Linked DNA regions of Homo sapiens: region 1 is linked to region 2. The links are chromatin loops, found by intact Hi-C in ENCODE. Cell type or tissue: CD4-positive, alpha-beta T cell. All regions are shown on one strand. Links, peaks and the distances in the headings refer to the core of each region. The heading gives the core; the rest is flanking DNA. Region 1 has its middle 16 kb from the start of HSF2. Region 2 has its middle 50 kb from the start of SMPDL3A.

Region 1 (12,161 bases), core at 3,563-11,562, 460 kb after region 2:
GCAAAGCCAGGAAACTATACACTTTATTACATGTGATTTTTGGGGGCACTGGTGGCTGAAGATATATTCTGTATTGCTTTTGGACCAATTTAGGTCTGGTTTATTTTCCACTGAATTAATTCATAATTATCTGTAACTATCTCTTCTAGTCCTAGCCAGCTGTGAAAAATGAAGATAGTAAACAAAATGAGCTAGTGTTCTGGTGTTTAGAGATATTTATTGAAATTGAGACCCAGAGAGGTTCGATTACATTCTAATAGGTTCACGATCAGCATGTTTTATATATATATGTGTGTGTGTGTGTTTGTGTGTGTGTGTGTGTGTGCATGTGTTTTGATTCAGACTTTTCCACTTTGAAGCCTATGCCTTTCTATCACTTTATGATTTGCCGTATGATGACCCTAGAAGAATCCAAACCAAATCTGGTATCCCAAGTCTCTTGTATCTGATGTTCCCAGAGTGAGTGCTTGACATCCCCTGTTCAAAGTGGCAGGCTTCCAATTTGACTCTCTTTAGCCTATAACTAGGCTGCACTCCAATTCCCATATGAGAGGCAGAGCCCTGCCGCCCATACCCACCTACTTGGCTGGGCTGCTCCCTTAGCCCTTACTCAGGATCTTCCACAGGCTGGCTAAGACCTATAGTCACCAGTTAACAAGACTCTATTCTAATAAGAATTAGAATGTGTAATAAAGTTCTGCTTTTTTATGGTAACTATTTTAATGTTTTTAAGATATAAAAATCTGCAATAAACAAACAAATGAACATAATTGAACAAAAACATGTTTTGGTTCTCCTGCTTTGGTGCTTAGTGAGGTCATTGTGTGCTTTGATCCTGAGTCTTGTTTCCATCAGATAAATCATTTGGGTCTTTATACTATGTGTTATGGGCTGACTTGTGTCCCCTCAAGCTTTATTTGTTGAAATTTGAATCCCCCAGTACCTCAGAATGTGACTGTTTTTTGAGATAGGGCCTTTATGGATATAATTGATATAAAATGAGTCCATGCAGGTAGGCCTGATCTAGTATTACTGGTGTCCTTATAAGAAGGGGAGATTCAAATGCAGACAATACACAGACCTACAGACTGAGGGGTAATTATGTGAGAACACAGGGAAAAGGAATCCATCGGCAAGCCAAGAAGAAAGGTCTTAGAAGAAACTAGATCTGCCAACACTTTGATCTTGGACTTCTAGCCTCCAGAACAGTGAGAAAATAATTTTCCATTGTTTTAGCAACTGAGACTGCTAATGTACTCTCTATAGGAGGACTTTCAACTATACCAAAACCTTGTGACAACCAAAAAGTCCAACTACTCTGGATATTAAACAACTTTGATAAAAACATTTTACTAACCTTGCTGATTTATAGTGGCTGGATAAACTCATGAACACATTTTAATGGCTATTAATATTTTTTATTTTTATAACCAAAAAAGTTAATTATGAGACATTAAGGCATTATTTTAAGCCTAGGTGAAATGAGAATTATTTCTCCATATTAAAATTAAGATAATCATTGTGAAATTTGTCATTGAGTATAAAAAGTTTAATAAATATGCAATACTTGATACCTAAGAATGCAAAAATTGACTGTATATTTTAAGTGTCATCAAATGACATTTTCCCTTGGCTAGCCTAATGCTTTTAAATTATCCTTGAACAAGTAATTGGATGGATTTTTACTATTTATTTATGTATTTTTTTAAGATTTTATCATATACAGCACTTAATTTTCTAGGGATCCAATTTCTAGAAAAGGGAAGATTCAGTTTTGTTTTGTTCAGAACTTTACCAAGAGTTATTCACATCACCAATATGTGCTATTTATTTTCAACTGCACGTGTCACTCCTCTGCTCAAAACTTTGCAAAGGCTCTCCATTTCCATCTCTCCACTCCAATTAAAGTCAAAGTCTTTTCAATGCCTACAAGCACCTGTGTGATTTGTCTTCACCCAACCCCGGCCTCTGGTAAAACCTCTGCACCTGGGTTGTGGGGATTGGGGGAAGACTGATCACATATTTCTTCTCTTAATGCTCTTACCTCTTTACAGATGTATTGGAGTCCTTATTCTTCAAACATGTTGGGAGCACTTTGTCTTAGGGTCTTTGCACTAACAGCTTTCTCTGCCTGGAATGCTCTTTCCTCTAGATATTCTCCTCCTGGCTTCTAAGATTTTGCTCAAACGTCATATTTTCTATGAGGCCTGTCCTGACCAGCCTGTTTAAAATTGTAACCTTCTTGATTACTCTCCCCTATACAACCCCAATTTCTTTTTAGTTTTTCCACAAGGCCAGGGATCTTCATTTTTTTCCATGGATGTATTCCAAGAAGTGTGCCTGGCACATTATGAGTGTTCATTAAATATTTATTGAAAAATGAATAAATGAATAAATAAGAGGAGAGCATCTTTATGCAATGCTATCAACTAAGTTAATAACCAGAGCTGAGTAAAGGACTTGGCATAGAGACAAGCTTTATTTAATGATGCATTAGCTCTACTCTACTCCAAGTTAGCAAAGAAATGGCCCACTTCTTGGGGTTCAAGAAAGGGTGTAGGCTGATTCTTAAAAACATGAAATAAAAATCAAAGGATTTGATTGCTGTTATGAAATTTGATTCTCTCAATAATAAATACTTGTCCAAGATTTTCCATACTAACTGTAAAAAAGCATTTGTTTCACTACTGGAAAATGTTAATATTAATGTATTTTGGGAATTCAAAATACATTTGCAGAATTTCAGCCTTTTAAATCAATCAGTTTTTGACATTTCATAACTCCTGCTCTGTTTCTTTAGCTGATTCTGGAAATAAACATTTTGATTTTTCTTATTTTCACTTTATGTCTCTATAATTGTGCTAATTATATAAAATGTCTATTCAGTCCCCAAATGGAAATTATTTCTCAAATTTACTTATATCAATGGAAGGTATTACAGAAGAAAGAGCACCTATTAGAAGTTTGGCAGACATAGCTTTGCCATTATTATTATTATTGAGACAAGATCTCCCTTTTTCACACTGGCTGGAGTGCAGTGAATGATCATACCTCACAGTAGCCTCAACTCCTGGATTTAAGTGATCTTCTACCCTCAGCCTCCTGAATAGCTAGGACTATAGGTGTGTACCACCATGCCCAGCTAATTTTTGTATTTATGTAGAGATGGGGTCTCACTATGTTGCCGAGGCTGGTGTTGAACTCCTGGGATCAAGCAATCTTCTGGTCTTAACCTCCCAAAGCACTGGGATTACAGGCATGAATCACCATGCCTGGCAAGCTTTGTCATTATTAATGATAGTGTGACTGTGGACCTCTCTGAGCCTCACTCATTTACAAAACCTCATATTTAAATAATGAATTTATTATGGACAAATACACACATAATAGTAGGTGTCTAACAGATGTTCCCTGATACTGTTGAATAACTGAATGCTAAAATACTCTTCATTTGAGCAGTTCTTCTTAGATGTCTTTTGAGGTTATTTATAATTTTTATTTCCCATTAATGAATGTGCAGCCTTACATTTCATACTATTTACTCCTGCACTTCTAAGATATGAAAGCTATTGATTAGTTTAGCTACATTTTTTGAGTGTCTATTAGGTGTCTTCGGTCATACTAGTTACACTGACAATTGTACAATATTTGTGGTCCCTGCCAAGAGGAATTTATGATCTAACGAAAACACAAAATGAAAATACACAAAATCATTAGCAAATAACTAAGTATTAACCAGGTAACACTGACTAGGTGTACAGCAAAGTTAAAGATCAGAGTGGGTTGAAGAGATTAGAAAATCTTCATGGAATGAATATGGAGCATTTGAATTGGCCCCAATTAACCCTCAGCACAACAACAGCATAAGAAACGGCTTTACACTCCTTAATACATTGCAAGAACAGTTATAACTACTTTACATTTATTAACTAATTTAGTTCTGAACAACCCCCCAGGAATTAGATACTATTTTACTCCCATTTAAAAGGAAGAAATAAACCAAGAAAAAGTACTGATTAGTAATTGTGATTTTCAATCTTTCCCACCAAGTCTATAGAAGGATTGAAAAGGTTTACCAAAAGGCAGATTCTATTATGAATATTGCAGAGAAACCATCCTTACTGTAAGACAAATAATGTACAGAATTTCCAGCTATTCTTCCACATCTACCCCTTACTTCAGTACAATTAAGCTATTCCTTCTTTCTGCCTCAGTGTTATTAGCCATCTTGCTCTCCTAACTTACCTTTATGGATATCTTATGTGTCCCTCAAGAGCCCTCACAGTTTCTATGTTAATGCCCTGTCCAGGAGAAAAATATTGCATTTTTCTTATGATACTGATATTAAACTGCCTTGTAGTTATTTTGTGTTTTTTAAATTATTATTTATTTATTTTTTTGAGACGAAGTCTCACTCTGTCTCCCAAGCTGGAGTGCAGTGGCATTATCTCGGCTCACTACAATCTCCGCCTCCCGGGTTCAAGCGATTCTCCTGCCTCAGCTTCCTGAGTAGCTAGGACTACAGGTGCACGCCCCCATGCCTGGCTAATTTTTGTATTTTTAGTAGAGATGGGGTTTCGCCATGTTGGCCCGACTGGTCTCGAACTCCTGACCTCGTGATTTACCCTCCTCGGTCTCCCAAAGCACTGAGATTACAGGTGTGAGCCACCACGCCTGGCCTTGTGTTTATTTCTTATGAGCAACAGAGGAAAGGATTTATGTCTTTTTCATTTTTATGTTCCCCATTCATTCCTTATTGCTACTTCCCAACCATGATACCTGGTATGTCTTATATACTGTAGGCATTCGTTAAGTATTTATGAAATAAGTAAATGAATGAATACAGCCAAGATATTGTTCCCACTTTGCAAAAGTGGAGAAGAGGTAGCTTTCTCAATAAATGTGAAAAGAAAAAGAGAAAAGGACATTATTATTATTATTTTTGAGACAGGGTCTCACTCTGTTGCCCTGGCTGGAGTGCAGTGGCACAATCATAGTTCACGGCGGCCTTGAACTCCTGGTTCAAGCAATCCTCCCTCCTCAGTATCTCAAGTAGCTGGGACCACAGGCATGTGCTACCACATTTGGCTAATTTTTGTATTTTTTATAGAGACATGGGTCTTGCTATGTAGCCTAGGTTTGTCTTGAACTCCTGAGCTTAAGTGATCCTCCTGCCTTGGCCTCACAAACTGCTGGAATTAGAGGCATGAGCCACCGTGCCTGGCAAAAAAGAAATTTTTTAAAGTTAATAGATTATAAAAGAAGAAGAACCCATAGATGGAAAAAAGATAATGAGAAAAAGAGGGAAAATTATTAAAAATAAAAATAAATGGAAGGGCAATAATAAATGGGTTGAAATAAAATGTGACTGGAACAAATGATAAAATAGAAATAGCCAAGAACAAATAGGAAACTCTTGGAAAAAAGGAGTTGTGGAAATGAAAGAAAAGTGACAAGCAAATGAAATATAAGAGAAAGGCAACACAGAGAAAGGAAGTGAAAAACATGGAACAGTTGAGAAGAGAGTAGCAAATAGAAATGAAAAGAATGCTGTGTGTCAACAGGTTTGTAACTGGGCCACCCTAAACAAGTTCTTCTTAGTAAAAATAATAAGAGTGTTTTGTTCTGGCTTACTCTTCTACCCTCTTTGCACTGATTGGTATTACTCATAACAGGAATCTGGAGATGCTGAAATATTTGAGGATGGCATTTCCAAGACATTTTAAAGATAAATGCATTAAAAAATCTTTTTGAGCTGTCTATGACAAACCCTCAGCCAACATCATACTGAATGGGCAAAAGCTGGAAGCATTATCCTTGAAAACTGGCACAATGATACTCTGTCTCACTACTCCTATTCACCATATTATTGGAAGTCCTGGTCAGAGCAATCAGGAAAGATAAATAAATAAAGGGCGTACAAATAGGAAGAGAGGAAGTCAAACTATCTCTGTCTACAGATGACATAAATCTATATCTAGAAAACCTCATAGTCTCAGCCCAATAGCTCCTTAAGCTGATAAACAACTTCAGCAAAGTCTCAGGATACAAAATCAACATACAAAAATCACCAACATTCCTATACACCAAAAATAGTCAAGCCAAGAGCCATATCAGAAGGCAATCCACTTCACAATTGACACAAAAATAAAATAGCTATGAATACAGCTAACGGGGGGTGAAAGACCTCTACAATAAAAATTACAAAACACTGCTCAAAGACATCAGAGATGACACAAGCAATTGGAAAAATATTCCATGCTCGTGGATAGTAAGAATCAACATAATTAAAATGGCCATACTGCCCAAAGCAATTTATAGATTCATTGCTATTGCTATCAAACTACAATATCATTCTTCACAGAACTAGAAAAAAATATTTAAAAATTCATAAACAAGCACTAATAGCCAAGGCAATCCTAAGCAAAAAGAACAAATCTGGAGACATCACACCACAGGGCCTCAAACTATACTACAGGACTACAGTAACCAAAACAGACACATAGACCAATGGAACAGAATAGAGAGCTCAGAAATAAGGTCATATACATCTACAACAAACTGATCTTCAACAAAGCTGATAAAAACAATCAATAAGGAAAGGACTCCCCTATTCAGTAAATGGTGCTAGGATAACTGACTGGCCATATGCAGAAGATTGAAACTGGACCCCTTCGTTACACCATATACAAAATCCACTCAAGATGGATTACAGACTTAAATGTAAAACACCAAACTATAAAAAACTCTGGAAGATAACCTAGGCAATACCAACCTGGACATAGGAATGAGAAAAGATCTTAGGACAAAGAAACCAAAAGCAATTGCATAAAAAGCCAAAATTGACAAATGGGATCTAATTAAACTAAAGAGCTTCTGCACAGCAAAAGAAACTATCAACAGAATAAACAGACAACCTACAGAATGGGAGAAAATATTTGCAAACTATGCATCTGACAAAGGTCTAATTTATAGCATCTATAAGGAACTTAAACAAATTTACAAGACCCAAACAAACCCATTAAAAAGTGGGCCAAGGACATGAGCGAACACTTTTCAAAGAAATTGTGGCCAACAAGCATATGAATAAAAGCTGAATATCACCGATTATTAGAGAAATGCAATTCAAAACCACATTGATCATCTCACACCAGTCACAATGACTATTATTAAAAAGTCAGAAAAATAACAGGTGCTGGCAAGGTTGCAGAGAAAAAGGAGCGCTTATAAATTGTTGGTGAGAGTGTAAATTAGTTCAACCATCGTGGAAAACAGTGTGATGATTCCTCGAAGACCTAAAAACGGAACTACCATTAGACTCAGCAATCCCATTACTGGATATTTACTTAAAGGAGTATAAACCGTTCTATCATAAAGACGCATGCATGTGTATGTTCATTGCTGCACTATTCACAATAGCAAAGACATGGAATCAATCTAGGTGACCATCAATGGTAGACCGGATAAAGAAAATGTGCTACACCACATGCGAAACATGAATGAAGCTGAAGGCCATTATCTTTAGCAAACTAATGCGGGAATAGAAAACCAAATATCACATGTTCTCATTTACAAGTGAGAGCTAAATGTTGAGAACACACAGACACATAGAGGAGAACAACAGACACTGGGGCTACTGGAGGATGGAGAGTGGGAGGAGAGAGAGGATCAGAAGAAATAAATAATGGATACAAGGCTTAATACATGGGTGATGAAATAGTCTGTAAAACAAACCCCCCTTGGCATGAGTTTACCTATGTAACAAACCTGCACATGTACTCCTGAACTTGTTAAATTAAAATCTTTTCCTAATCACATTGACCCCCAAATTAATATTTGTCAAGAACGGATTCTATTAAAGATACCTTTATGTTTTTATAATTCTTTTGAGAATAAGTAAATCTCCTAATTATTTCAATCAGTATGCTTTGCACAGCCTCAGGATGCGGAGTTTTGCACATGAATGCCGCTAACTCCAAGCCTGCTGTGAAATACTGGTCTTACAGATGTTCACCGGCTGGCTTGCATCTTCAGCTCCCTCTGCTGTTCACTCTCTGTTACTATGGCGACCTGTAAATGCAGGCAGAAAGAGAAATCTGCTAAAGAAACCTGAATCCCATTTTCGGTGGCCCCAAAATGATATAAATATGATTAATTTCTTAAGTTTCACTCCCCCAACAGGAGAATTGTTCATTCTCAGCAAAACCACATCACTGAATGTACTTTAGAGAGTTGTATTCCCTAGGATCAGATTTTCCCCCTTAGTTAATATCCATTTTATTTTAATTATTGATAAAATATGAATTTACAGTTAGTGCTTCTCTTGGCAAGTATAATTTAAAAAATTACCTGGATGATGTCAAATGCACATGATTTCTCTGAGTTCTTTCAATGATTCATTAAGACAGTGGAGGCTAGGAAAAAACTGCATCAACTAACGAGCAAAATAACCAGCTAACATCGTAATGACAGGATCAAGTTCACACATAACAATATTAACCTTAAATGTAAATGGGCTCAATGCTCCAATTAAAAGACACAGACTGGCAAGTTGGAAAAAGGGTCAAGACCCATCAGTGTGCTGTATTTAGGAAACCCATCTCATGTGCAGAGACACACATAGGCTCAAAATAAATGGATGGAGGAAGATCTACCAAGCAAATGGAAAATAAAAAAAGGCAGGGATTGCAATCCTAGTCTCTGATAAAACAGACTTTAAACCAACAAAGATCAAAGGAGACAAAGAAGGCCATTACATAATGGTAAAGGGATCAATTGAACAAGAAGAGCTAACTATCCTAAATATATATGCACCCAATACAGGAGCACCCAGATTCATAAAGCAAGTCCTTAGAGACCTACAAAGAGACTTAGACTCCCACACAATAATAATGGGAGACTTTAACACCCCACTGTCAACATTAGACAGATCAACGAGACAGAAAGTTAACAAGGATATCCAGGAATTGAACTCGGCTCTGCACCAAGCGGACCTAATAGACATCTACAGAACTCTCCACCCCAAATCAACAGAATATACATTCTTTTCAGCACCACACTGCACCTATTCCAAAATTGACCACATAGTTGGAAGTAAAGCACTCCTCAGCAAATGTAAAAGAGCAGAAATTATAACAAACTGTCTCTCAGACCACAGTGCAATCAAACTAGAACTCAGGATTAAGAAACTCACTCAAAACCGCTCAACTACATGGAAACTGAACAACCTGCTCCTGAATTACTACTGTGTACATAACGAAATGAAGGCAGAAATAAAGATGTTCTTTGAAACCAATGAGAACAAAGACGCAACATACCAGAATCTCTGGGACACATTCAAAGCAATGTGTAGAGGGAAATTTATAGCACTAAATGCCCACAAGAGAAAGCAGGAAAGATCTAAAATTGACATCCTAACATCACAATTAAAAGAACTAGAGAAGCAAGAGCAAACACATTCAAAAGCTAGCAGAAGGCAAGAAATAATGAAGCTCAGAGCAGACCTGAAGGAAATAGAAAAAAACCCTTCAAAAAATCAATGAATCCAGGAGATGGTTTTTGGAAAAGATCAACAAAATTGATAGACCACTAGCAAGACTAATAAAGAAGAAAAGAGAGAACAATCAAGTAGACGCAATAAAAAATGATAAAGGGGATATCACCACCGATCCCACAGAAATACAAACTACCATCAGAGAATACTATAAAAACCTCTATGCAAATAAACTAGAAAATCTAGAAGAAATGGATAAATTCCTCAACACATACGCCATCGCAAGATTAAACCAGGAAGAAGTTGAATCTTTGAATAGACCAATAACAGGCTCTGAAATTGAGGCAATAATTAATAGCTTACCAACCAAAAAATGTCCAGGACCAGATGGATTCACAACCGAATTCTACCAGAGGTGCAAGGAGGACCTCGTACCATTCCTTCTGAAACTATTCCAATCAATAGAAAAAGAGGGAATCCTCCCTAACTCATTTTATGAGGCCAGCATCATCCTGATACCAAAGCCTGGCAGAGACACAACAAAAAAAGAGAATTTCAGACAAATATCCTTGATGAACATCGATGCAAGAATCCTCAACAAAATACTGGCAAACCGAATCCAGCAGCACATCAAAAAGCTTATCCACCATGATCAAGTGGGCTTCATCCCTGGGATGCAAGGCTGGTTCAACATATGCAAATCAATAAACATAATCCAGCATATAAACAGAACCAACAACAAAAACCACATGATTATCTCAATAGATGCAGAAAAGGCCTTTGGCAAAATTCAACAATGCTTCATGCTAAAAACTCTCAATAAATTAAGTATTGATGGAATGTATCTCAAAATAATAAGAGCTATCTATGACAAACCCACAGCCAATATCATACTGAATGGGCAAAAGCTGGAAGCATTCCCTCTGAAAACTGGTACAAGACAGGGATGCCCTCTCTCACCACTCCTATTCAACATAGTGTTGGAAGTTCTGGCCAGGGCAATCAGGCAGGAGAAGGAAATAAAGGGTATTTAATTAGGAAAAGAGGAAGTCAAATTGTCCCTGTTTGCAGATGACATCATTGTATATCTAGAAAACCCCATTGTCTCAGCCCAAAATCTCCTTAAGCTGATAGGCAACTTCAGCAAAGTCTCAGGATACAAAATCAAAGTACAAAAATCACAAGCATTCTTATACACCAATAACAGACAAACAGAGAGCCAAATCATGAGTGAACTCCCATTCACAATTGCTTCAAAGAGAATAAAATACCTAGGAATCCAACTTGCAAGGGATGTGAAGGACCTCTTCAAGGAGAACTACAAACTACTGCTCAATGAAATAAAAGAGGATACAAACAAATGGAAGAACATTCCATGCTCATGGGTAGGAAGAATCAATATCATGAAAATGGCCACACTGCCCAAGGTAATTCATAGATTCAATGCCATCCCCATCAAGCTACGAATGACTTTCTTCACAGAATTGGAAAAAACTACTTTAAAGTTCATATGGAACCAAAAAAGAGCCTTCATTGCCAAGACAATCCTAAGCCAAAAGAACAAAGCTGGAGGCATCGTGCTACTGACTTCAAATTATACTACAAGGCTACAGTAAGCAAAACAGCATGGTACTGGTACCAGAACAGAGATATAGACCAATGGAGCAGAACAGAGCCCTCAGAAATAATACCACACATTACAACTATCTGATCTTTGACAAACCTGACAAAAACAAGAAATGGGGAAACGATTCCCTATTTAATAAATGGTGCTGGGAAAATTGGCTAACCATACGTAGAAACCTGAAACTGGATCCCTTCCTTACACCTTATACAAAAATTAATTCAAGATGGATTAAAGACTTAAATATTAGATCTAAAACCATAAAAACCCTAGAAGAAAACCTAGGCAATACCATTCGGGACACAGGCATGGGCAAGGACTTCATGTCTGAAACACCAAAAGCAATGGCAACAAAAGCCAGAATTAACAAATGGGATCTCATTAAACTAAAGAGCTTCTGCACAGCAAAAGAAACTACCATCAGAGTGAACAGGTAACCTACAGAATGGGAGAAAATTTTTGCAATCTACTCATCTGACAAAGGGCTAATATCCAGAATCTACAATGAACTCAAACAAATTTACAAGAAAAAAACAAACAACCCCATCAAAAAGTGGACAAAGGATATGAACAGACACTTCTCAAAAGAAGACATTTATGCAGCCAAGAGACACATGAAAAAATGCTCATCATCACTGGCCATCAGAGAAATGCAAATCAAAACCACAATGAGATACCATCTCACACCAGTTAGAATGGCAATCATTAAAAAGTCAGGAAACAACAGGTGCTGGAGAGGATGTGGAGAAATAGGAATACTTTTACACTGTTGGTGGGACTGTAAACTAGTTCAACCATTGTGGAAGTCAGTGTGGCGATTCCTCAGGGATCTAGAACTAGAAATACCATTTGACCCAGCAATACCATTACTGGGTATATGCCCAAAGGATTATAAATCATGCTGCTATAAAGACACATGCACACGTATGTTTATTGCGGCACTATTCACAATAGCAAGGACTTGGAACCAACCCAAATGTCCAACAATGATAGACTGGATTAAGAAAATGTGGCACATATACACTGTGGAATACTATGCAGCCA
Region 2 (12,161 bases), core at 1,883-9,882:
TACGTGCAAGTCACAGGGGATGCGATGGCTTGGCTTGGGCTCAGAGGCCTGACATTCCTGCCCTCTTATATTAATAAGAAAAATAAAACAAAATAGTGTTGAAGTGTTGGGGCAGCGAAAATTTTTGGGGGGTGGTACGGAGAGAGAATGGGCGATGTTTCTCAGGGCTGCTTCAAGCGGGATTGGGGCGGCGTGGGAACCTAGAGTGGGAGAGATTAAGCTGAAGGGAGGTCTTGTGGTAAGGGGTGATATTGTGGGGATGTTAGAAGAAAAGTTTGTCGTATAGAATGATTGGTGATGGCCTGGACACGGTTTTGGATGAATTGAGAAACTAAATGGAATAACAGAAGGAGAAAAACAGGTATAAAAGTTCTAAGAATTGGGACGACTCAGGATATCTGATTAGAGAGTGCCTAAGGAGATTCAGCATAGTCCTGCCAGCAAAGATTATTTATTTACTTCAAGAGTTAGGAGTGGCAGTTTGGGGATAGCACCAGGAGATATCAGCTGTGATGGCTTGGAAAAACAGTGTAAACCGGCAGTGTAAACAAGAGCAGGGCATGTATGAGTAGTTGAGAACGGTGAATAGGAGTATGACTAGACAGAAGATAGTAGGGATGACAAGTTTTTTGGGGGGCACAGTCTAAGTTGGTCTGGTGTCTGGAATGAGACTGGGGCCTAATAAAAAGGAGCGTCTATACAGGAGCTTAAATGGGCTGTACCCTGTAGCATTCCGAGGACAGGCCTGAATTCTGAGAAGGGAAAGTGGTAAAAGTATTGTCCAGTCCTTTTCGGTGGCTGAGCTTGGTGAGGTGTGTTTTTAAAAGACCTTTAGTCCATTCTACTTTTCTTGAAGACGGAGGACCGTAAGGGATATAAAGGTTTCACTGAATACTAAGAGCCTGAAAAACTGCTTGGCTGATTTGACTAATAAAGGCTCATCTGTTATCAGACTGTATTGAGGTGGGAAGGCTAAACTGAGGAATTATGTCTGACAGAACGGAAGAAATGACTGCGGTGGCCTTCTCAGACCCTGTAGGAAAGGCCTCTACCTATCCAGTGAAAGTATCTACCTAGACTAAGAGGTATTTTAGTTATCCGACTCAGGGCATGTTGAGTAAAGCTAATTTGCCAGTCCTGGGTGGGGCAAATCCTCGAGCTTGATGTGTAGGGAAGGGAGGGGACCTGAATAATCCCTGAGGAGCAGTAGAATAGCAGATGGAACACTGAGAAGTTATTTCCTTGAGGATAGATTTCCACGATGGAAAGGAAATGAGAGGTTCTAAGAGGCGGGCTAGTGGCTTGTACTATAGCATAACCTGCCTTTGCTGGTGTGTGGCGATTAGGCCTGGTGGAACCGCCATCAATAAATCAAGCGTGATCAGGGTGAGGAACAGGAAAGAAGGAAATATGGGGAAATGGGGTGAATATCAGGTGGATCAGAGAGATACAGTCATGGGGGTCAGGTGTGGTATCAGGAATAACATGGGAGGCCAGATTGAAGTCCAGGCCAGGAACAATGGTAATTGTGGGACTTAAAGAGTGACTACAGCTGAAGGAGCCGGGGAGCAGAAAGTATATGCGTCAGGTATGAGGAAGAAAATAGATTTTGGAAGTTATGAGAACTGTAGAGAGTGAGTTGAGCATAGTTTGTGATTTTGAGGGCCTCTAAAAGTATTAAAGCAGCGGCAGCTGCTGCATGCAGACGTGAGGGCTAGGCTAAAACAGTAAGGTCAAGTTGTTTGGACAGAAAGGCTACAGGGTGTGGTCCTGGCTCTTGTGTAAGAATTCTGACCGTGCTAACCATGCCTAGGAAGGAAAGAAGTTGTTGTTTTGTAGAAGGTGCTGGGGTTTGAGAGATCAGTCGGACACGATTGGCAGGAAGAGCACGTGTGTTTTTATGAGAATTATGCCGAGATAGGTAACAGATGAGGAAGAAATTTGGGCTTGATTGAAGTAATGGGGGCTGTCTGTGAAGCTTTGCGGCAGTACAGCCTAGGTAATTTGCTGAGCTTAATGGGTGTCAGGGTCAGTCCAAGTGAAAGCGAAGAGAGGCTGGGATTGAGGGTGCAAAGGAATAGTAAAGAAAGCATGTTTGAGATCTAGAACAGAATAATGGGTTGTAGAGGCAGGTATTGAGGATAGGAGAGTGTATGGGTTTGGCACCACCGGGTGGATAGGCAAAACAATTTGGTTGATAAGGTGCAGATCCTGAACTAACTTGTAAGGCTTGTCTGGTTTTAGGACAGGTAAAATGGGGGAATTGTAAGGAGAGTTTATAGGCTTTAAAAGGCCATGCTGTAGCAGGCGAGTGATAACAGGCTTTAATCTTTTTAAAGTGTGCTGCGGGATGGAATATTGGCGTTGAGTAGGGTAAAGGTGATTAGGTTTTAATGAGATGGTAAGGGGTGCATGATCGGTTGCCTAAGAGGGAGTAGAGGTATCTTATACTTGTGGGTTAAGGTTGGGGGGATACAAGAGGAGGATGCAAAGGAGGCTTTGGATTGGGAAGAAGGGCGGCAATGAGATATAGCTGTAGTCCAGGAATAGTCAGGGAAGCAGATAATTAAAGTGTCTCAGCCTAATAAGGGAACTGGGCAGGTGGGGATAACTAAAAAGGAGTGCTTAAAAGAGTATTGTCTAAGTTGGCACCAGAGTTGGGGAGTTTTAAGAGGTTTAGAAGCCTGGCCATCAATACCCACAACAGTTATGGAGGCAAGGGAAACAGGCCCTTGAAAAAAAGGTAATGTGCAGTGGGTAGCCTCCGTATTGATTAAGAAGGGGACGGGCTTACCTTCCACTGTGAGAGTTACCCGAAGCTCGGTGTCCGTGATGGTCTAGGGGGCTTCCGAGGAGATCGGGCAGTGTCAGTCTTCAGCTGCTAAGCCGAGAAGATCTGGGAAGGAGTCAGTCAAAGAGCCTTGGGCCAGAGTTCCATGGGCTGTGGGAGTGGCTGCCAGGTGAGTTGAACAGTCCAATTTTCAGTGGGGTCCCACACAGATGGGACGCGGCTTAGGAGGAATCCCGGGCTGCGGGCATTCCTTGGCCCAGTGGCCAGATTTCCGGCATGTGTAGCAAGCTCCTGTGGGAGGAGGTTCTGGAGGAACGCCTGGCCACTGCCGTTCAGGCATTTGGAAGTTCTTGTGCGCTGGAGATGTGGCTGGGGTTTGTCTCACAGTGGAGGCAAGGAATTGCAACTTTTTTCTATTATTGTACACCTTGAAGGCGAGGTTAATTAAATCCTGTTGTGGGGTTTGAGGGCTGGAATTTAATTTTTGGAGTTTTAATGTCAGGAGCAGATTGGGTAATAAAATGTATTTTGAGAATAAGACAGCCTTTTGACCTTTTAGGGTCTAGGGCTGTAAAGTGTCTCAGGGTTGCTGCCAAACGAGCCATGAACTGGGCTGGATTTTTATATTTGATGAAAAAGAGCCTAAACGCTATCTGATTTGGGATAAAGAAAAAGGAGCATTAACCTTGACTATGCCTTTAGCTCCAGCCACCTTTTTAAGAGTAAATTGCTGGGCGGGAGGGGGAGGGCTAGTCACGGAACGAAACTAAGCCGGACCAGGTGTGAGGAGGGGAGGTGATAAAGGATTATAGGGTGGAGGAGCGGAGGCTGAGGAAGAATTGGGACCTAGCTCGGCCTGGCGAGGAGCAGCCTGGGGAGGAAGGGAGAGGTCAGATGGGTCTGTAGAAAAGGAAGATTAGAAAGACTCAGTGACGCTTGGGGTTGGAACTGAGGGGACAGGTGGGAGGGAAAGAAGGAAGATTTGGGACGAGTTGCACTGGGCACAGAGACTAGGAAGGGACTGATGTGTAAAAGAATGCCTGGACGTCAGGCACCTCAGACTGTTTGCCTATTTTAAGACAAGAATTATTTAGATATTGCAGGATGGAAAAATTCAAAGTGCCATTTTCTGGCTATTTGGAACTACTGTCAAGTTTGTATTGGGGTCAAGCGGCATTGCAGAAGAAAATAAGGCATTTAGGTTTTAGGTCAGGTGTTAAAGAGGTTTTAAGTTTTTGAGAACACAGGCCAAGGGAGTAGGAGGAGGAATGGAGGGTAGAAGGTTGCCCATAAAGAGAGAGTAGAGAAATGGAGAGAAGGGGTTCGGGGGTTCTTACCTTCCAGAAAAGTGGGAAAATGGGTTGGGGCGCAGAGATAAGAGGTCGGGGCACGGAAATAAGGGATGGGGTGCAGAAATAAGGGGTTGGGGCACAGAAATAAGGGATTGGGGCACACAGATAAGAGGTTGGGGTGCAGAAATAAGGGATTGGGGCACAGAGGTATGAGGTTGGGGTACTTGCCCCTCCTCTAGAAAAGCGGGACTTGCCGCTAAGAGTGAAGGAGAAGGGGTTGAGGGGTACTTGCCCCTCTCCCAGAAAAACAGAGAAGGGGTAGAGACAAGGAGAGAAGGGGTTGGGGTACTTGCCCTGTCCCTGGAAAAGCAGAGAAGGGGTAGAGACAAGGAGAGAAGGGGTTGAGGTACTTGCCCCTTCCCCAGAAAAGCGGGACTTGCTGCTAAGGGTGAAGGACCAAGGCAGGCGTCCCTGCGTGGTCTGACACCCTTGAAACGTGGGTGTATAATCAGAGGCGTCCCTGCAATGATTAAACACCAAGGGAAGGCTGCCTTCCCAGTCCGTGACCAGTGCCAGAGTTTTGGGTCCACTGATAAAACGTGTCTCCTTTGTCTCTCCCAGAAAATGAAAGGAATTGAAATTAAGAGAAGGGAGAGATTGAAGAGTGGAAAGGAGAAAGTGGTTGAGGGACAGTGAGAGAGGTTGGAGAAGAGTAAGAAGAGGCCACTTACCCGATTTAAAATTGGTGAGATGTTCCTTGGGCTGGTCGGTCTGAGGACCTGAGGTCGTAGGTGGATCTTTCTCACGGAGCAAAGAACAGGAGGACAGGGGATTGATCTCCCAAGGGAGGTCCCCCGATCCGAGTCACGGCACCAACAGTCCCCATATCCAGAGAAAAACCAAACTCTTGCTCCAGCCTGCAGGCCCCACTGGTCCTTCCCTTCTCTGCCTTTGCATGGCACTGTGCTTGTCTCTATTCTCTGCATCTCACTCAGCTCAGAGCACAATGGCCTCTTTACCGTTCCTCAGAACCAGCAGATGCCCTCTTGATCCTTGGCATCTTCACATTTCTGCTGCCCAGGCCATGCTTCCCCTGGCCCCAGCACGGCTTATGCCCTCACTTCCTTCAAATCTTGTCTCAAACGTCTTATTTCCAGAGAGGTCAACCTAGGAACACATGATTTAAACTTGCAATTCTCCAGCCACTATGCCTGTCCCTTCTCTGATATATCATCTCCATAGCCTTGTGTGTTATTTAATGTGTTTGACAGAGATAGTGCGTTGCTTTTTTACTACTGAAGCTCCAGTGTCTAGAAGGTGACTGGCATAGTGTAGATCTCAATAAATATTTGTCAACTGAATGAATACAGAGGGAGGAGCATGCTTGGGCCAAATTCTGTAGCTGTAGTAGATAATCCTTGTCACCAGGGGGCAGCACAACAGAATTAAGGGTTTGATGAAAGCTGGGGAAGCTATCACAACCCAGGTGCACACAGACAAGATGAGTTTTCCAAACTCAGACCATGAAGAGCCTATGTGGAAGAGGATATCAGGGGTAGCAGAATCAACCTCTGTTTTGCTATGTGACCTTGAACATCACTTCACTCTCTGGACCTTGGTTTCAGCAAGGGCGTATTAGTTTCTCTAGAGGGACAGAACTAATGGAATATATATATATATATATATATATATATATATATATATATATATAAAAAGGGGAGTTTATTAAATATTAACTCACACGTTCACAAGGTCCCACAATGGGCTGTCTGCAAGCTGAGGAGGAAGGAGAGCCAGTCAGAGTTCCAAAACTGAAGAATTTGGAGTCCAATGTTCGGGGACAGGAAGCATCCAGCAGGGGAGAAAGATACACGCTGGGAAGGCTAAGCTAGTCTCTTTTCACATTTTTCTGTCTGCTTATATTCTAGCCATGCTGACAGCTGATTAGATTGTGCCCACCCAGATTAAGGGTGGGCCTGCCTTTCCCAGCTCACTGACTCAAATGTCAATCTCCTTGGGCAACACCCTCACAGACACACCTGGAATCAATATTTTGTATTCTCCAATCCAATCAAGTTGACACTCAGTATTAACTATCACAAAGGGCTAGCACCTGATTTGTTGACTCTCATTTACTTCTGGTTCTAACATTCCATGATTCTAAAACAAACAGAAATCACACTGAAGTACAAAGCCCCCAGACCCCAGAAAGCAAAAACACAGCAGAAACTACAAAGCAAACAGCTAACAATATCGTGATAGGATCGAAACCTCATGTATCAATATTAAACTTGAATGTAAATGGTCTAACCACCCTGCTTAAACAGGACACCCTCTCAACTTCTCCTGCCTATTTTAATTTCATATTCAGGCTGGAAGAAAGGGGCAACGAATTTCTCATAAAATTGTATTTGAGCTACTGGAATTCAGTTAAATACCCACAGGTTCAATAGAAAGGCCCTTTTGTGTGAAGTAAAGCTATATCAGTGAGTGAGCTTGACTCAATTTAGTTATTCCCACATCTATTTTTTTAATGAGAATGAGTAATATTTCCGGAAAGAGAAGAAAAGTTAGCACCACTTAAGAGATCCCGGGGCTCTAAGATAGCATCAACTAAATGCTATAGTTTCTTATTACTTTTGGGGAGAAGCTAATGTACAGCAATTTGAAATCCAGGCAATATTGCATCCTAGAAAAGAAGCCATTTAACTTTATCCATGGGATTAAAAGACTAAATTTTCTTTTCTTAGTACTATCATAGAATAATTTAGTTTTCTCCAGTAGAAGCAGTATTTCCACAACAGATCAGGGGATGGCAGTAAAGAGTTGCTCTCTGGTCAATAAAGTATTTGTATGACAGAGAAAAATTATAGTTTAAACTAATTTATTTGTATATTGTATTGCCCCTAATAAAATTCACACACCATTTTGTTGGCTTGAATTAAAGTGTCATCAAAGGGCTTGTGGAGATTAGTTTGGGCATTGACTTAACATGGCATCTCAAAATAAATACTCCCCAAATTGCATTTTACCATTGCATATGAAGCCCGCAACCAGCGAAAATCATAATGATTTTATCAGGATCAGGTATTTAAGTGACTTTAATTAAATCCATCTCTGGTATGGGGTTGGTGATTTCTATTTTAGGGCAATTCTTAATCCAAATATTTGACTTATTTCAGAATATTTAATTCACATCCCTGTTTCACAGAATTTTACTTAAAGTAAAAACCAACCTAGGAGCCTTGTGTCTTTGTCCTAACTCTATAGGTATGTGTGGGTGTCTCTGGTTGGAAATGTACAGGGCTGCTAGAGAAATGGAGAAAGAAAGCATCCACACCGTGCATCTGAAGAGCACTAAGTAAACTCCTCTGTCTTTCTGTCTAATGTTCTGAGCAATATTAGATAGGGTACCTGGAATGAATCAAACTGTTAGCAGTGGTGAGTATCTGAGTTACAAGCAGTGAGTCCATACGGGTCTGCAGCCACCTCAATTATTGTCTTCAAAGAAGAAAAAATTCGACTGAGGGGCATAATGCAGAAGAACAGATTGAGGCAAGTTTTAGAGCATGAGTGAAAGTTGACTTAAAAATTTGAGAGCAGGGGCACGGCTCAGTGGCTTATGCCTGTAATCTCAGCACTTTGGGAGGCTGAGGCAGGTGGATCATCTGAGCTCAGCCTGGGCAACATAGTGAAACCTCATCTCTACAAAAAAATTTTTTAAAAAACTACTTAGGAGGCTGAGGTGGGAGGATTGCTTGAGCCTGGGAGGTGGATGGTGCAGTGAGCCAAGATCACGCTATTACACTCCAGCCTGGGTGACAAAGTGAGACCCTGTCTTAAAAAAAAAAAGAAAAGAAAAGAAAAGAAAAAGAAAAAAGAAAGAAAGGAAGAAAGAAAAGGAAAGAAAAAAAAAAGCTTTGGAGCAGGAACAAAAGAAAAAAAAAGTACATTTGGAAGAGGCCCAAGCAAGCGACTTTGAAGGACAAGTGCAGGGTTTGACCTTTTGACTTGGGTTTTGTTTTTTTGTTTTTGTTTTGTTTGTTTTTTGTTTTTGTTTTGGTGACAGAGTCTTGCTCTGTCACCCAGGCTTGAGTGCAGTGGTGCGATCTGGGCTCACTGCAACCTCCGCCTCCCGGGTTCAAGCAATTATCTGTCTCAGCCTCCTGAGTAACTGAGATTACAGGTGCCCGCCACCACGCCTGGCTAATTTTTGTATTTTTAGTAGAGACAAGGTTTCATCATGTTGGCCAGGCAGGTCTTGAACTCCTAACCTCGTGATCCATCCGCCTCGGCCTGCCAAAGTGCCTGGATTACAGGCGTGAGCCACTGCACCCGGCCCGACTTGGGGTTTTATATGTTGGCGTGATTCTGGGTCTTGCGTTCCTTCTCCCCTGATTCTTCTCTTGGTGTGGGTTGTCCACATACACAGTGGCCTGCTAGTGCTTGGGAGGGGAGCATGCACGGTGTGTTTACTGGAGTTGTACGCATGCTCACCTGAGGCATTCTTCCCTTTTGCCGTGGAATGGGCGCGGAAGGTCATATACCAGTTAAATTCCACCGTTTTGCCTCTTAGTGCACATGTGTGAGCCCACTTGCCCAGCTCCTAAGATCTCATCAGGAAGCTGCTGATCACCAGTTTCAGTTTTTTCCTGTCTATAGGGAAACTGCCTTTCCCTGGCACTGGCTGCGACCAATTATTATTTTAGAGGCAGTGTGACAACTGTCTGACCATCACCTGATGGTCACCCGACTTTTCTGATGGGGTGATGGGGGAGCCCTCTCTTGCCCCATTCATGCCTGACTAGCCACCTACTGTAACAAAGTCATGCAAGCCAGATCCCAGCTATATTCTAGTACCTGGGACTTCCTTTGCAGCACTTATCAAAACTGTAATTATTTAACGATTTGTATTTTTCTAATTATCTATCTGCACCACCTAGATAGATTTGTATTTTTCTAATTATCTATCTGCATCACCCTGCCTCACCTCACTTCCTTCAAGGTTGTATCCTTGGCAATGCTCACAATGCCTGTTCATAGCAGAGGCTCCGGGATAGTCTCATAGTCATCTTAAAATTCCTAGTACTTAGCACATATCATGTAAATGTAAGGTTTCTTGGATAAAGCTTTGGCTACTTTAGTCTGTCTATAGGATACTGCAGTAAACAAAAAACATTTCATGCTCTCATGAAAACATTCTAGTGCAAGATGGGGGAACAGAGGTAATAGATACAAATGTCATATGTATGAATAGTTAAGCAATTGTGATATCATATCAGACAGTGATAAGTGTGTGTACACAGACACCTCTACAATGTCAGGGGTCTGCTCTGGGAAACTGACAGCCAAGTACAGAGTTGAAAGAACTGTCCCCTGAAGAGCATAGAAGAGATTTCTAGGCACGGGAACAGCTCATGCGAAGGTCCTGCACAAGAGTTTGGCAGGTTCAAAAGGCCAGTGAGGCCAGAAGGAATTGAAGGAAGGCATGGCCATCCATCCATGCCATTCCGTTCAGTGAAAACCAAAGAAAAGTAGCTTGAACAACCCAAGAAGTCCAGTAATAGAACAATCATTTAATAACAAACATAAAGGAACCTGCCCTAACCGTGCAAACCCATAGTGTTCAACAGTCTTAGCTTCTGATTTTGCAACATTATGTAAAGCTTAGGGAAAGATTCTTTCTGTAATGCTAATTTAAGTATCAAGAGAAAAAATTGCTTAGACAGGATAGGTTCAACTGGGCAAGGACTCTTGAAAGGTAACTCATGCTTGTTCATTAATGCAATATTTAACAAATACTGAATGGCTTCTAGTGTCAGACATTGTTCTTAATAGTATTGGGGACACGACAGTGAACAACATAGAAAACAACACCTGTCCTCATGGAGCTTATATATTTGTTGTGGAGAGATAGCCAAAAATAAAAATAAAAATTTCACAAAGGACTAGATCAAGCTTGTCCAACCCATGGCCCATGGGCTGCATGCAGCCCAGGATGGCTTTGAATGTGGCTGAACACAAATTCATAAACTTTGTTAAAACATTATGAGATCTCTTCTGCAATTTTTTTAAGCTTATCAGCTATCATTAGTGTTACTGTATTTGATGTGTGGCCCAAGACAATTCTTCTTTTTCCAAGGTGGCCCAGAGAAGCCAAAAGATTGAACACCCCTGGATTAGATCATTTCAGCTGCAACAAGTACTAAAAAAGAAAAGTGCCAGAACTAACTTGGATAGTTGGATGCTTTCCTTTTAGCAAATAACCTGTCAGCCTATCAATCACTTAATAATAAGAGAGGTTCCCTTTATGTAATAGAATAATGGAATGATTTTTCTCCTTCATGTTTTCTGCATTTTCTAATTTTTTTACAGTGACAATGCTACTTTACTTATCAAATAAAAAATTTATTAAATAATACATAAAGATATTCTTGTTAACATTTCAGACATTAAAGACAAAGCTAAGGCTTCCTTTACCAAAGGAAAGGTGACAGGCATAAACTCACATAATCAATCAGCTTTGTTAAAAGTGACAAAGATTTGAAGTGTGTGATTCGGTGCCTCTGCTTCATAACTAGAATAAATTTTCTCAGAAAGTTATCTCTCTTCCCAGAAGAATAAGAAAACATACTTTATTATTTTTAACACAAATTCCTCCTTCCTTTATTTTTAACACAAATTCCTCTTTCCTTTAATTTGTGAAAAAAAAGTAGTATCAGGAGGGGTACCATTGTTAGCCCCATGTGATCAAACAAATAATCTGCAATTCTATTGTAGATAAGCAGCAAGAAATGCTTTTAGGGTTTGGTTCACATGTTACAGAGAAGTTAGTGGACCTCAGTAGAATGAGGCTCTTATTTTAAAAACCTTCTTGATCAGATGTTCAAACTGAGGGTCAAAACACTGTTGATTGCCATGAAACCTATTGTGAAAATGGGTTATCAACACCAACTAAAACTGCTTCCGCAAGGCATATGGAATCTCCATGGTACAGTCCTCAGAAACAACACTGGTAAAACCAATGTGCCACATTACTTTCAAATAAGCCTCCCCTGAACAATATGTGATATTGATGAGACATATGGGTACTAGCCTACTATGGTTTTAAAGCATATAGTCTCTTTTAAGCAATGAAGTCTGAGGGAGAATAACCAGAACATTAAGATAACAGAAGAAACATTCTAATTATGTTGATTAACCTTCCTCCCAACTGAAAGAAGTATTATTTTCTGCCACTGCTCTGTTAATGTACATACATATTTCTAGATAAAAATTAATATAACCACTACAAAAACCTAGGAGCAAGTTGGGGGCAGGGGGAAATCAATAAAGTACCAAAACAGATAAAACTGATATACCGCACCCGAGTTTCAATATACTATAAATTATTTCTTCCTCAAGATTCTATCCTTCTTTACTCCCCTCCTCCATTACAGAATCTCAATTTAAAAGAAAAATGTATTTGATAATAAATAGCATTTAGAAATTCTCAAGGAAAGGCAAGTGTATCTTGTATCTCTTGCTCTTTTCCCAGGCTTTCTTACCTTTCTTTGAAAGACCAAAAAAAAAAAGAAAAGAAAAAAGAAAGAAAGGGCACCAAGAAGAGATTGTTTGGCACTGCGCGGTTCACCATCATGCGATACTGACGTAATGGTCTGGGGCACACTGACTGGCTGCCTCAGAACTGGTCACTCTCTCTTTCTTTTCGCATATGGAGCAGCAATCAGCTTACAACTAAATCACATCTGAGCACAAGCTGTCTCCACAAAGCCAACCAAAGAGGCAACATTCACAGGCTGACAAAGCATCCCTAAAGCAGGAAAGAAAAGAAGCCCCTGAGGCTGCTGCCCGGAGAAGGAAAAGGCTTTCAACATTCATACCAGTCTGTTGGGGCATTGTGCAGACCACAGAGGGAGAGTAACTGATGGAATACTCTCTGAAGTTCACACTTGGGCGAAGCTGCATGTTTAACATCAGGAGTGGGAGGAAAGTGTAAGTTACAAAATAAACAAATAAAAAGACAGATATAAAAATAAGAAGGAAATGCAGTGTCAGTGTGGTAACACCAGGGACTG

Evidence for each region. A loop is a pair of places that touch in the nucleus more often than their neighbours do. Peaks named below come from ENCODE experiments on the same cell type or tissue, not always from the same donor. Only the 100,000 strongest peaks of a DNase experiment are listed, where the experiment ranks them.
Region 1: a loop joins it to region 2, with 5 times the contacts of the local background. A loop is called at or near these places in 4 of 110 quality-filtered maps.

Annotation. Positions count from the first base shown.
Region 1 is chr6:122,377,568-122,389,728 of GRCh38, reverse strand. No RefSeq gene overlaps it. Among named protein-coding and RNA genes, the nearest start is that of HSF2, 16 kb to the left of the region's middle. In CD4-positive, alpha-beta T cell, for the core only: CTCF peaks have their summits at 7,839 and 8,042 (motif pointing left); a DNase peak (open chromatin) is centred at 8,028.
Region 2 is chr6:122,833,011-122,845,171 of GRCh38, reverse strand. No RefSeq gene overlaps it. Among named protein-coding and RNA genes, the nearest start is that of SMPDL3A, 50 kb to the right of the region's middle. RefSeq lists enhancers at 1-21, 22-614. In CD4-positive, alpha-beta T cell, for the core only: CTCF peaks have their summits at 5,298 and 5,504 (motif pointing right); a DNase peak (open chromatin) is centred at 5,521.